4 separate regions of the Homo sapiens genome follow, and regions 2, 3 and 4 are each linked to region 1. The links are chromatin contacts, found by Hi-C in ENCODE. All regions are on one chromosome and are shown on one strand. Each heading gives the region's core, a stretch centred on a gene start or an enhancer-like site at or near the end of the contact. The rest is flanking DNA. Distances are from core to core; before and after follow the strand shown.

Region 1 (3,393 bases), core at 628-3,127:
GGAGTCCAAGGATGCAGTGAGCTATGATTCTGCCATTGTGTTCCAGTTTGGGCTGCCCCATCTCTAAAAAAAATTTTTTTAATATGAAAAAGAAGTACTTTCTAAGTGAAAACTTAAAAAAAAAAAAAAAACCCAAATTGGTGAAAAATGCCTGACTATATCAACACTGTATTTAGAAAAATAGGGAGGTATGGGAAAAAGGTTAGGCAAGCCCCAATGCCCAAAACAATAATCCCAGAAACTGAAAGCATCTTGAAAACCACCTAGCAATACAGAACTTTACATTTAAAAAAAGCAGGGGTAATTTTGATTCACAAATGTCCTTAGTTGTGAATGTACCTAAAAACTTGTTTATAAAGCTGCATATATAGAGCAGAAAAATCTTTTACAAGATCTCAGGAAAATAATCACCAAATAACATGGTGCACTTAAATCGCACTGATCATCACAGCATGATTCACAAATAATACCGTACAACTACAAAGATATAACACATCGCTACACATACTTTATTTGCAATTCAGTACCATGAAAACATTTCTCTAAGAGGTCAATGTAATAATCTTTTATTGATATAGGAACTCTGGCACTGAAAGCTTGAATAACCCAAGGTAATGATGTCGTCACCAAGGGAGGACAAGAATAGAACCCAAATCCCTTGACTCCCAAGCTTGTGTTTTCCATTAATTGTGCTCCTTTCTATTCATCCAAGAGCATCAAGTGTAAAAGGCTGGAGAAAGGAGTGGACACAAATGAGCCAAGTCCGCAAGGTGGAGACTGCACTGAAGGTCCTAGGAATCGCCCCTTGGCACTTTCCTTTTGTGTTGGCTGAGGAAGATGAAAGCAGCAACAACCACAAACTCCTGGGACCAAGAACTGGAACTAGGTACTGCTTGTTGTGGTAACTCTCTTCCTCATTTTAGGCCTTTCCTTTTTAACCTCTCCTTCCGGCCAAGCCTTCGCGCTCTCTTCCCCTCCCTCGGTTTCTATCCGCTCCCGTTAGCTCCACTCCGCACATTCCTGCAAGGTGTCCCCGTTAAGAGGAGGCAGCTGCGCCGCACTGGCTCTCCACCCTCCATCCGGCCCTGGCGCCCAGTCGTCAGGTGTTCGAGAGGTTCGTAGCGTCACAAGCGCTCTCCCTAGAAAGTGAGTGGCAGTCAAGCATTATAAACGTGTTTCAACTGTAAAGAGACTTAAGAGATGGGAACCGGGGCATATACCAAGTTAGCTCTGCGTGGGTCTAGGTAGCTCGTCACGACAAAGCAAAATTTAGACAAGCGTTGAGACTTTCCTTCTAGCTCCGAGTTTCACAGCTCCGCCATCCCCTGAGCAACCTCCCACTGGAGGGCGCCTTCCGGAGCGCGCGTGTTTACACTTTTGCTACACCAGGCGGAGGAAACAAGCGCTCGCTGACCCCGGGGGATTCCAAACCGTTACTCCGCCCGCCGGGGTGGGGCCAGCGCAACGGCCGAGCCTGCGCAGCCAGCCGGCTCCGGGGGCCCCGCGCACTACAAGTCCCAGAAGGCAGCTCTCCGCGGGGCGGGCAGTCGCCTTATCTGCTTCTGGCTCATTTTTACCACTGCTCTCCCCTTCCCCGGTCCCCCTGGTGTCCTTTCCACAGTTAAAGGCTACTTTCTCTTGAAGCACATGAGGAGAAGCCTTAGCAACCTCAATACCGAAGTTCTTCGCGCGCTCGCTCTTTCTGCCTCCGCCCGAACTATGCCTGAGTCCCTCACAGGAGTTGGATAGTAGAGGCGAGAGAAGGAAGTCTTTGCAGGCCAAAATTGGGACAACCTGCTTGGACTTCCGCCTCCCGGCCTCCGGAAGGCAGTGCGCACGCGCTCGCTGCGACTCCGGCGCGGTTGACTTCCGCTCCCACTGTGCTCTGCGAGCCGAATCATGGATCACACTGGTAAGGAGGCGGAGGCAGTGGGGGTCCCGGTTCCAAGCCCCCTTGGCCGGCCTGGGGCTGGTCGCACAGCAGGCAAAAGGGATTATGCTCGCCCCACAACACTAGGGTGTGGCAGTGAGAAGAAATCTCACAGATGCCTTCCTGTGCCCGGCAGGGGCCTGCGGTTTCCTGGCCTACCGTCTGGTGTGGTACCTACCTCCTCCGTGCCGGCAACAACCGCTCCTACTCTGGTTCTGCTGAGCTCCGAGCCCGGACCAGTGGGCGATGTAGGCCTTCGGGAAGGGAGAGCCCCGGCTCTGTTTTATTTAGCCCAGCTGCTCTGGCCTACGTTATGGAGACTGGCGGGTAGATTGCGGTCTCCGAGTCGCGGAATCCTCTTTACGCTGGGAGTGGACGGGCGAGAATGGGTTGGAGACTTCCTGCTGTCTCAGTCAGCTTTGGGCGGGTGCTGCAGTGGTCACCCCCTGTCGTCTCTCCGATCCTTTATGGACTAGAGGGGTGAAAGAAGGGAGTCTGATAGAGTTTTTGGAATCAAACTCGGAGCAGTTTTTCTACCTAAACCAAAAGCATGCCCCGCGCTTCGGCTGAGGTCCTTACTCATCATTTGAGGGTATTTACAAAGAGGAGTTTAAAATCAAGGCATTCTCATACTTTTCTCCAAGTAAGAGTGGCTCCACCCTTTGTTATGTATTTTCTGGCTTTTGCTTCTTTGTGGTTCTTGGATATTGAATGAGTGCTCTTGGAGTTATGTGCCCCATACATTTATAGCGACCGTATCACAAATAGAGAAAAAAAGGCTTTTTCTTGAGTATTGAGTTGTCCTCACTCATCAGATATCTACTTGGTTATATAATTAGGTGTGTATGTTTATTTATGTAGGTGTGTATGTTTATTTATGCAAGATACATGCAGATATCTATAGGTCGGGAGATGGAAGATGGAATGGTAAACGAGACGGACCAGGTCCGTGATAGAACTTCTGTTTTATGGAGGAACACAGACAATACGTTCTTTTTTTTTAAATTTATTATTTTTTTAATGTTTGCGGATTATTTTGAAGAAAATAAACGAGTGCTGTGGAGAGATTCATAGGACGAAATTTCAGAGAGGGTTGTTAGGAATGGTCTTTGTGGAAGCTAAGATCTGATGGATGAGAAGAACCCAGCCCTGGGAAAAAAGCAAGAGGAAGAGCATTTCCAGCAAGTGCGAAGGCACTGAGGTAGGAAGATACAGTGAAGTCAGCTGCAGCCTCCTAATAGCCAGAGGGTAGGAGTCCTGAAGTGAGATTGGAAAGGAGGGCAGCAGGCACATCATTCAGGTCATTGAAAGCCGTGGTAAACGTTTGAATTTTAATTTAAGTGAATATGAAGCCATTGAACAGAAGTGGAGGAGGAACACAGTCTCTTAAAAAATACAATAGGCTGTTCTATGAAGAATGGTGTAAGAGAGGGAGGTAAGAATGATGGAAAATAGCTGATTGC
Region 2 (3,393 bases), core at 246-2,745, 4.7 Mb before region 1:
GCACTTTTTCTTTTTTACTTAATAATATGTGTTGGGAGCCAGCCATGTGGTGTATGCCTGTAGTCCTAGCTACTTGGGAGGATGAGGTGGGAGGATCAATTGAGCCCAGGAGTTTGAGGCTGCAGTGAGCTAGGATGGAGCCACTACACCCTAGCCTGGGTGGCAGACCAACACCCCGTGTCTCAATAATAATGATGATAATAATAATATGTCTTGGAGGACATTTCTTCTTAGTAGGTACAGATATACTTTATTCTACATAATGCCTCATTCGCTTAGTCACTCTAGGTCATTTACTATTTTTACTATGAAACAAAGTTATAATGAATATCCTTGTACATCCTCCTGAACACATGTGCAAGTATTTCTCTAAAGTAGATCCCTAGAAGTAGAAATGCTTGGTTAAAGGGTACATGTATTTAACATCTTAATAAATATTTCTCAATTACCATCCAAAAAAGAGACGGGTGGGGGGTCTCTACCAAATTGCCCTCCCAACCGCCTAGGAGCGTTACTACCCTCAGGTAGGACCTCCTCTTTCTTTCCCTAGACATCTCTCTCCCTCATTCTCCACATAACGTATCTTTGCTCGAACCTCCTACTGCACCAACATCCCCATCCCCACTCAAACACGCACATTCTTGGTAAATATCTCACCAACTATTTGTAGAGAAAAAAAGAGGTCAACAAAGGCAAATGTTCTCAGCTTCCTACCCCCAAACCTACAAAACCTAATGTCTATCCCCTTCCTGTCTTCCTTCCCTACTCTTATAACGGCAGTAGGAGGGCAGTCCTTCCTGTTGTCTAAAGGCAATCCTGGTTGAGAGGGTCCTTACCTTCACAAAGGGCTGACTACACTGACCAAAGGTCTCAGCTTCCACTCTTCCCTCCGCTAACCTCCATCTATTTTCTGCCCTCACGGCTCCATGGAAACCTCAGGCTCACCTTGGGCAGAATCCAGCTCCTTATCTTAGGTGACTAGTGCCTACTCCCTACTTCTGACAACATTCTTCATAATGCCAGTCTGCTGATTTTCCTCCTCAGGCTCTCTGGCACTTCTTTCTCACTCCTCCACTCCTCAGGTACTTCTTGTCCAAACCTTAAAATCTGAGTTTGGGGTTTCCGATCTGGGCCTTGTGCTCATTCCCCCTGGGAGATGTCACCCATTCCCCACGTGCAGCCACCATCACCCTCTGTTTTCTCTCTAATCAGCGTCTTCAGCCCTGATCGCCTACAAGTCCGAATTTGACTTCACTTTCTCGCATTCTGCCCCGCCTTCCCTCCACTCCTCCCCAATCCCGAAACCTAGTCCCTCCTCCGGGAAGTCTTTCCTGACTCCTCCCCCTTCTAACTCCCCACCGACGGTCTGTGTCCGCTGCCACGCGTGTCCAGTACCTCGCAGACCTGAGGAATGTAGTTCTCCTTGAAGTAGTTCTTCAGCCTCGGGTTGGCATTGCGTAGCGAGGCCATGGCCCAAGGCCTGACGGAGAAGCTGCGATAGTACCCTCCCCGCGCTGGGACTAGGGGCCGGGCGCGTGCGGGCGTTGTCCCGGCAACCAGGGGGCGGGGCTGGGCGTGGCACCGCCCCGCGCTCCGCTGCCAGGGGCGGGAGGGAGGAATGGTTGCTTCACGCCCCGGGGGAAGAGACGGGAAGCTCGGCTCTGGGTTGCGGGCCCCGGCGTCTCCGCGTGGGGCGCACCGTCCGACCCCCCCCTCCCGGTGTGCAGCGCCCCGCACCGCCCCGCCTCGCCTGGGAGAAGCCGCCGGGACGCGCCGGGCTGGAGTGGGCGGTTATAGGCTTTGAGCTAGGCCGTTTCCGGGAGGCGGAGCTCAGACCCCATTTCCTTTCTCCACATCCAGGTCAGGTGGCGTTTGCTGTGGCGGCTAGGCCCGCGTGCGCTGGAGACCTCCGCGCTGGCCCCCGCGAGCCTCCTGCCCTGGCCCGGCGCTGCGGCTCTGCCGCGGCGGCAGCATGGGTGGCCCCCGGGGCGCGGGCTGGGTGGCGGCGGGCCTGCTGCTCGGCGCGGGCGCCTGCTACTGCATTTACAGGCTGACCCGGGGTCGGCGGCGGGGCGACCGCGAGCTCGGGATACGCTCTTCGAAGTCCGCAGGTGGGACCCCGGGGTTTCCGGCAGGTGGGCGGGGACTGGGCAGGGGGGCTCCCCAGGCCGGGGTGGTGGCTTGCGTGTGCTCGGGGTAAAATGAGGAGCCGAGCTAGAGGGAGAGGCAGTACTTGTGTGAGTGCAGGGTGCTGCGCCGCCCCCGCCGCCCCTTTGCTGACTATACTGGTATGAAAACTTGCCCTGGCTTTCCTGCCTGAGCTCCGCGTCACAGCGGAGGATTAGATTTCTTAAAAACCTGTTGATGGCCTCTCATTTTAAAGCTTGCTCCGGGCCTTTGTGTAACTAAAGGGATTCTCCCGATTGTGGAAGGGCTGTTGAGGGGCCCAGAGCCATAGGTCAATCTCTGCTTGCAGGTGCCCTGGAAGAAGGGACGTCAGAGGGTCAGTTGTGCGGGCGCTCGGCCCGGCCTCAGACGGGAGGTACCTGGGAGTCACAGTGGTCCAAGACCTCGCAGCCTGGTGTGTGTTTTGGAAATGGGAACAGTTGTCTGCGCGAGACACACCCTCCCAGCGGACAAATGCATGATTCGGTTTCTGTCCAAAAGTTGATCGGTACATTAAAACCCTCCAAAGGCATGTTTCACATCATGGAAGCTGTTAGGGAAATAATTTAAAATATCATATCTGCCATCCAAGAAACTCCTGTCCACAATTGTAGAAGAGAGCTAAACAGCTTCATTGTTGAATAAGCACAAACTAAATTGCCTCACACATCACGGGCAATTTGCTAATGGGATAGCAGGAAGAATTCTAATTCCTTTAAATGTAGCTGGACAGATAGAACCGATTTCATATTACATACGTGTTCTCAAGATAAAAAATAATTTGTCCTTAGGTAAGAGGACTTGACAGTACCATTTGCTACATGTAGTTTATCCTGAATTTACTGGTAATTGGGGTGGTTGTTATCTAATTGCCTTTATCCAGAGGAAAAATAAAAATATCTTTATGATGTGGAACCAGGTGCCCAGGCTAAAAACTCACAGAGTTGGGGAGATTGGGGATCTATCTTCCTGGAAGAGTAGGTTTCAAAGAGTACGCTTTCGAACAGTAGGCTCCAAAGCTTTTAAGAAAGTCTTTCTTGGGCTGTAAAACTGGCCAAATGCTTATTTCACTTTTAAAAAGATTTACAGGCTGGGTGTGGTGGCTCACACCTGTAATCCCAGCACTCTGGGAGGCCAAGGCAGGCGGATCATGTGGTCAGGAGTTCAAGACCAGCTTGACCAACATGGGGAAGCCCCATCTCTACTAAAAATACAAAAATTAGCCGG
Region 3 (3,393 bases), core at 502-3,001, 4.4 Mb before region 1:
TGTATTTATTTTTGGTTAACACACATTTGTTTTAGAAACATGAGAGAATAACCTTGGTCGTCCTTTATTACATTACATCATGAGTCTTGTGGACTGAACCTGCGAAGCATAGCAGCCGGGTAGGTGGAGGGAGATGAGTCTGGAAAGATAAATGGGAGTCAGATCATGAAGGGCCCCACCTGCCATGCTAAGGACCCTTTACTTTATTGTGACCAAGGGCTCCCTGATGGATTCTTCATAATGGGACTGCCGTAACAGTTTCATTTGTAAAAGATCCTATAGGTAGTAATGTGAAAAAACTGACAATGGGCCTGGAGTAGATTGAAGAGGCAGGAAAGGGGTGTATCAATTGAATGTGGAAGATGGAAAAAGAGAGGAGCTTCTGGGTGGTTTGGAGTTTTGGGCAAATGTAGGTATGATTGGCTGTTTGGCATTGCAAATATGGGAAGAGATTCAGGGGACACAGTGAATTCCCTTTTGGACAAGTTGATATTGAGTTTCCAATGGGGTATTCAAGTGTAGTTTCCTAGTAGTTGATGGTTAAGTGGGCTGGAGCTCAAGAGAAAGGCCTGGGTTGGGCAGACAGGTCTTGAAGTGGAGGGAAAAACCCAGAGGGAGAATGTTCAGTAGAAGAGGCTTAGAGTCCTGGCAAACACCAACTTTTAGGGCAAAATGTAGTGTTTCACAGCACAGTCTTTGGCGTTAACCTATTACTAGCAGGGTAACCTGGGGCAAGTTATTTGACTTCAGTGTCTTAATTGCAAAATAAGCACTATACCATCTACCTGAGTTAGAAAAGCATTTGCAATTTTTAGTTCCTTGAGAGATCTGTGGGCTGGGCGCAGTGGCTCACGCCTGTAATCCTAGCACTTTGGGAGGTGGAGGTGGGTGGATTACCTGAGGTTAGGAGTTCAAAACCAGCCTGACCAATATGGTGAAACCCCATCTCTACTAAAAATACAAAGTAGCCAGGCGTGGTGGCACATGCCTGTAATCCCAGCTACCTGGGAGGCTGAGGCAGGAGAATTGCTTGAACCCAGGAGGCAGAGGTTGCAGTGAGCTGAGATTGCACCACTGCACTCCAGCCTGGGCAACAAGAGTGAAACTCCATCTCAAAAACAAAAACAAAAACAAAAAACAGATCTGTGAATAAAGAGGAGTCCAAGAAGGTGCAGAGGGAACTATGAGGAGGTGGAGCTCTAGAATATATTGAGAAAAGAGAATTTCAAAGAAGCCAACAATGTCAAATCCTCCAACAGGACTGTAACATAAGTCTGTAAAGTGTCCAACTTTTAGCAATTAGTGACCTTACCAAGGGCAATTTCTATGGAATGAGATGAGCCATATTGTAGAGGTTCGAAGAGTGGATAGTGGTCAACACGGATACATCGTTTCCTCCCCTCACGGCATCTGTCTCTCCCACTAGACTTTTCCTTTAAAGGCAGTGACTTATGAATATTATTCCACTGTTTTCAATCAATTCCATCCACCAGTGAGATATATTGCATCAGGTTACCTTTCATTCCACCGCATTTGTGCCTTGCACTTAGTAGGCGATCGATAAAATAACTGATGATAAAGGGGCTTCTGCAGACTCCCCAATTCATTTGGTAAAGACCGCTCAGCATCATGGTCGGGCCCTGATTGCTTTCACAACCGCTTCGAGGAGTGTCATTCCCATCACGGCCACAAGGTGGAGCCCACCTCCCTGCTCTGGGACCTCAGGTCGCGACCCCGGAAGCACATCCTTCATCCTCTACCTTCCTTCTAGCAGAAATGGCGGCTGCGGCGGCTCGAGTGGTGTTGTCATCCGCGGCGCGGCGGCGGCTCTGGGGTTTCAGCGAGAGTCTTCTAATCCGAGGCGCTGCGGGACGGGTGAGCTTCCCTCCAGGCCGGTCCTGTCCTCGAGATCTCGCCAGACCCGGCGCAGCGCACCTGAGAGTCGGCGCCACAGATCCGAACAGTGGGTCGGGCAGGGCCTCCTCGACCCGGACCCGCCGGGCGCCAGGCGGCCTGGGGCTGCTGAACTGGCCGGGGGTGACTGGCTTGTGGCCACCCGCCAGGAGACCTGCTAGTGACGTGTGGGATGACCCTGGTTTTCGGCTCCTCCCGCCAGCTACTGAGGAGTGCATGTTTGACCACTAAAAACGTAGTGCTTGCAAATTGGGGAAAACTAAAAAGTGAAATGGGTACCGCTCCAGAGTTCTATTTTTGCCTAAGACTGAACTTCGTCCTCAGCTGGGCTTCCCGCGAACCTGGACATCAATGAAGTAAAATTTTTTATGTATTTGCATTTTTCTCATGAGAGAGCCTCTGACTTTAAGCAAAGGGATGTGAGACTTTTGTATAAGGGCAAAGAAAAACTGCTGAAAGGCGAATAGTTTCTGGCCGAAAAGCCAGTCATTTGCATTTTGAACATCGACCCATCTTCCTATCCTCTCTCTCTTTTTTTTTTTAACCATTTCCAAACCCTGTTGCTTTTCTTGAACAATGAAAACCCGAGTGTCAGTTTTGTCTTGTGTGTAGGTAGTTTTACATAGTTTCCCTCTCTTTTTTTTTTTCCTGCTTGTTTTCTCCATAATGAATATAAAACATTTCTAGGAGAGGTAGTGAAATAAAGTCAATTTCTCTCTGGGTAATGATAATAATTGCTCATCTTCCCTGAGGGAAGGGCATGTTTATAAACACGTTGCTGGCTTTAGGACAGTGGCTGGTGACAGATGTTTCTAGGCCAGGCAGAGATCTCAGTGGAACCAAAATTCAAGAAGAAAGATTCTTTTATAGAGACAGCCTATTTAAAATAGATTTGGTTTTAAAAGCAACATTTAATATCAGATTAGTAATGTGTTTTGCTTTGTCTCTTCCACTTCCTACCCCCAACCAGTCATTATATTTTGGAGAGAACAGATTAAGAAGTACACAGGCTGCTACCCAAGTTGTTCTGAATGTTCCTGAAACAAGAGTAACATGTTTAGAAAGTGGACTCAGAGTAGCTTCGGAAGACTCTGGGCTCTCAACATGCACAGTAAGTGACTCAGGCAACCTTCTCTAAGTGACCCTTCATTTAGCGTAGCAAATTGTTGATTTTAATCTTTAGCTTTTTCGTTGGCTGGTGGTTCAAAAAGGGTGACAGTTATTTTGCCTTGACAGATTTCCATGAGTTGTGAACCTTTTCTTCCAGTGGTACTTAGTTACAGGGTGCATATGTATCCTGTTGCATTGTCTGCATCTTGTTCTTGTAGCTTATTATTGATTATTTATTTTCAGTAGTATTGATAATAATGAAAGAAATATGTTTGCAGGGCTACTCTGCCAAGTGTTTTTACTGATGTCTTATTTGATAAAAAGCAATTGTTTGTAGTGGGCATCCTCACACCTGTTTTATAGTTAAGG
Region 4 (3,393 bases), core at 463-2,962, 3.5 Mb before region 1:
ATAGTTGTTTGTATTTCCCACATGCACAGCACCTTGCAGAAAACTGATATTAAAATATTGTTAAACATAATTTTCATTAAAAGCAAAGGTCAAAAACTCTTCTGTGATCCACCACTAAGTTTACTCATCCCTATTTGCCAATTTGCTCTTTCAGCAGGAACATTTCTGGCTGGAGTGATCTGCGTTCCATAGATGAAATGCAGAGAACATAATCAAGAAAATGCTCCAGTAATAATATAACTATAATTGAAAGCAGTATAAATAGAAAATTAATTGAAGATGCAGTTGTTGACCTCTAACTTCCCTAAATAATGCACCCCTTTAGACAGAGGGTAGTACTTTTCCACTAATGCTTCACAGGCCACCTCAAATTGCCATGCAATATTTCTAGTTGGATGAAAGTACAGTCACGTGTACATTCAAAGATGGACCACATATACAACAGTGATCTCATAAGATTATAATACCCTATTTTCACTGTACCTTTTCTATGTTTAGACACTTTTAGATGCAGACTTATCACTGTGTTACAACTGCCTACAGTATTCAGTATAGTAGCACCGCTGTAGAGGTTTATAGCCTAGGAGGAACAGGCTACACCATACAGCCTAGGTGTATAGCAGGCTACACCATCTAGGTTTGTGTAAATACACTTTCTGATATTCACAGGGATTAAATTGCCTAACGATGCATTTCTCAGGACGTATCCCCCTCACTAAGTGGCAGCAACGCATGACTGTACTTAAAAAAGCAAACCAGAAGATGGGGGTATGAGTATGACCCTGAATTCTCATTCACTCTCTTCGCAGGTAAGATCCAAGTTTGATTAATTCCAATTCTGATTGAGTCTGAATCAAAAAGCACATCAAAGACCACCAGAAAATAGTCAAAAATAGGTTAAATTTTGAATTGGTGAACGCTACCCTCTGCCTATTGAAAGGACTCCCTACGTATCTATGTTCATCCAGACAAGACAAACTCCTCTCTAGGGCATCCTGTGAACTATCAGTTAAGGAGAAAAGTTTACCCTAGACCTCTTCTGGACTGTTACAATTCTGGAAAAGCCAGTAAATTTTTAAACCTGAAGCACTGCTTTGGCCCTTAGTGGCCTTGAAAGCAACCACCTCTCTACACTTGACTCACTCCAACTACCGCACAGAAACGTGTGAACTTACATTTGAATAAATAACACCCTGCAAACACATCTGTTACATAAATGTCATTGGGTTGGGGTAAGATAACAAGCAACTTCTAGGAGCTAATGTGGGCAAACTTCTGAAAAGTGTGGCGTGTTTCAAATACGTCTTAGGCAACGTCCTATAGTGCAGGCCGGTCGCTCTCAGACTGTCTCCTCTTCAATATTCGGAAGAGACTGTGGGTGAAGCTGCAGTACAGAACCACAACACCCCTATTTAACGTAAAAACGGCCTTTTGGCCCTCAATCCAAACACGAAAAAACAAATATTGGAACAGGTCGCAAGACTACCGAAACGTCTGCCTCCAGGATCTGGAAGACAGTTTAACTACAATACCTCTCCAAACAAGGACTGCAAGATGGACACTTGAGACTCGCGACAAAGCACCACGTTTTCCAAGTGGGGCATTCTGGCAGGCACCACCGCAGAGGCCAGTGCAGCCAGCCCACAGGACCCTTGCACAAGACGGAGCCTCTCCCGAGTCTGGCGGCCCACGCTCCCGCCGGAAACCGGACCCGCAGCGTCGTGGGAGGAGCCTGCGCTGCCGGGCTGCGGCGTGACGGCAGCGCGTACGCCGAGCGTCGCCGCCGCTCTAGTCTCAGGGCCGGAACCATCCTCTTCTCGCTGGTCCTGTGCGCGCCGAGGTTTTGCCCATTCTTGGGCTTGGTGGGGATTTCGGGCTGACGCTTTTTCCACTCAAAGGCTAAGGAGACGACATGGAGATGGGCGAATAGGGAAGGGGTGGAAGGGGTTAAGGGGGTCCCGTGGGCCTCCAATGACCCCTGAACCCCGTGCCTTTAGTTTTACCGGCTGGAAGCCCCAAGTTTAGAAACCTTGAGTGCCTAAGAAGACGGACCCGGAGCTGGGGCCCTTAGAGGGACGTGGAAGGCGGACTTAGAAGACTAATATTGTCAAAAGATGTTTTTGTTGTCGTTTTTTTCCCTGACGACGTTGTGGGAAATTAGTGGCATTGAGTACAAAACAGGGTGTAATGGGGTTTAATGCACAGCTTGGAATTACTATTTTTTGTGCAAGCTTTAAACCAGATGTGGAAAGCCTCTCAGTCCTAATGGGATGAAGTCGTAGTGTGTGTTGGTGAGGTTGATAGTAAAAATAATGCTACTTTTAGCATTAGGCTTTCACGTGTATTTATTTGTGAGGCACCTACTAGCGACTAAACACTAGAAGATTCTGGAAATAAGATACAGAAGTAGGCAAGTGCATGGTGGAAAGAGAGCTTGGCGTCCTGAAACCCCTGGGTTGGGACCACTGACTGACTCAACTGCTGAATAGGGGGACTTTGGAATAGTTGAGCCTCAACTTCCTTATCTATAAAATAGGGATAATACTGGCTAGGTTATTGCTAGGAGTAGAAGATCCTGTACATACTACCTGTTATACATAAATTTAAATTGTGGACTTCAATCTGCCCATAGATTGTAGATCAGTCTTAGATTTGTGATGGTCAAAAGGATCTTTTGAGAGTTGTGGTATATAACGTATTAGCTAGTCAAAATAGTATTTTCACAGCAACAATTCAAAAGCATTTGCCCAGGTACTTTTTAATAGAGAATTCTAAAGGTTATAATGGGACCACCCATTAAATTTCAATGTCTCCAAGGGAAGCTGGCCTCTGATACTCTCCTAAGATGGTTATACGTCCGTAACATACTGTGCATATAAGGTATACATATATTATAATCATAACACGACATCTTTATAGCATTCAATAAAACTGACTAAACTGTCTAAAATGTTAGTCTCCCTCTCTATATACTTTATGAGGACAGGAAACACTGTCTTCACAGTTCAATTTCCAGCATACACAGTTAACGCCTGGCAGTTACATAATAAAGATAATTGTTGATCTGAGAGAACATGCCTTACCATCTGGATGATTTAGGATGGTTTCTCAGAGGAGAGAACCTGGAAGCTGAGGCTGAAGAAAAGATTCACCTGTGAGACCAAGAAGGAAATTGTAAACAAAAGAATGTACAGACAAAAAGGGACAAATGGGCAATCCCATAACTGAAACTAGCAAATAGTTTTTACATATAAACCTGGAGAGTAGTAGGAGGTCAGGCTGGGGACCAATAAAGAATTGTAGGCAGAGAAGCAAATGTTGAGATTTGACTTAGAAATATTCCTTCTGGCTACAGTGTGGAAAGTGGAATCAATTTCATTTGTTGAAACGACT

Evidence for each region. Hi-C counts contacts between places; a loop is a spot of excess contacts on that map. Pooled maps may share reads with other maps.
Region 2: a loop to region 1 is called in a map of naive thymus-derived CD4-positive, alpha-beta T cell, with 11 times the contacts of the local background. The contact joins the promoter of FBXL13 here to the promoter of CBLL1 in region 1. A Hi-C loop is called at or near these places in 1 of 168 maps with a recorded cell type or tissue (naive thymus-derived CD4-positive, alpha-beta T cell), 1 of 37 single-sample maps with no recorded cell type and 7 of 50 pooled maps.
Region 3: a map of B cell shows a loop between it and region 1 (10-fold over the local background). The contact joins the promoter of PMPCB here to the promoter of CBLL1 in region 1. A Hi-C loop is called at or near these places in 2 of 168 maps with a recorded cell type or tissue (B cell and naive thymus-derived CD4-positive, alpha-beta T cell) and 7 of 50 pooled maps.
Region 4: a loop to region 1 is called in a map of CD8-positive, alpha-beta T cell, with 15 times the contacts of the local background. The contact joins the promoter of ORC5 here to the promoter of CBLL1 in region 1. A Hi-C loop is called at or near these places in 3 of 168 maps with a recorded cell type or tissue (CD4-positive, alpha-beta T cell, CD8-positive, alpha-beta T cell and naive thymus-derived CD4-positive, alpha-beta T cell) and 11 of 50 pooled maps.

What each region holds. Positions count from the first base shown.
Region 1 is chr7:107,742,265-107,745,657 of GRCh38, forward strand. CBLL1 (Cbl proto-oncogene like 1) reads left to right here and starts at 1,878. Exons shown (of 6, transcript NM_024814.4): 1 at 1,878-1,912. The coding sequence starts at 1,900. It overlaps CBLL1-AS1 (CBLL1 antisense RNA 1), which reads right to left and starts at 2,317. Exons shown (of 2, transcript NR_144537.1): 1 at 2,109-2,317; 2 at 489-1,139. RefSeq lists enhancers at 467-986, 987-1,505, 1,603-1,822, 2,173-2,352 and a silencer at 1,363-1,562.
Region 2 is chr7:103,073,301-103,076,693 of GRCh38, forward strand. It overlaps FBXL13 (F-box and leucine rich repeat protein 13), which reads right to left and starts at 1,496. Exons shown (of 21, transcript NM_001394494.2): 1 at 1,396-1,496. The coding sequence starts at 1,470. ARMC10 (armadillo repeat containing 10) reads left to right here and starts at 1,840. Exons shown (of 7, transcript NM_031905.5): 1 at 1,840-2,111; 2 at 2,477-2,581. The coding sequence starts at 1,973. RefSeq lists a silencer at 1,427-2,266 and an enhancer at 2,537-2,586.
Region 3 is chr7:103,295,684-103,299,076 of GRCh38, forward strand. It overlaps PMPCB (peptidase, mitochondrial processing subunit beta), which reads left to right and starts at 1,752. Exons shown (of 13, transcript NM_004279.3): 1 at 1,752-1,875; 2 at 2,885-3,025. The coding sequence starts at 1,777. RefSeq lists enhancers at 1,547-1,606, 1,707-2,006.
Region 4 is chr7:104,206,301-104,209,693 of GRCh38, forward strand. ORC5 (origin recognition complex subunit 5) reads right to left here and starts at 1,713. Exons shown (of 14, transcript NM_002553.4): 1 at 1,533-1,713. The coding sequence starts at 1,604. RefSeq lists enhancers at 1,372-1,561, 1,602-1,681, 1,732-1,891.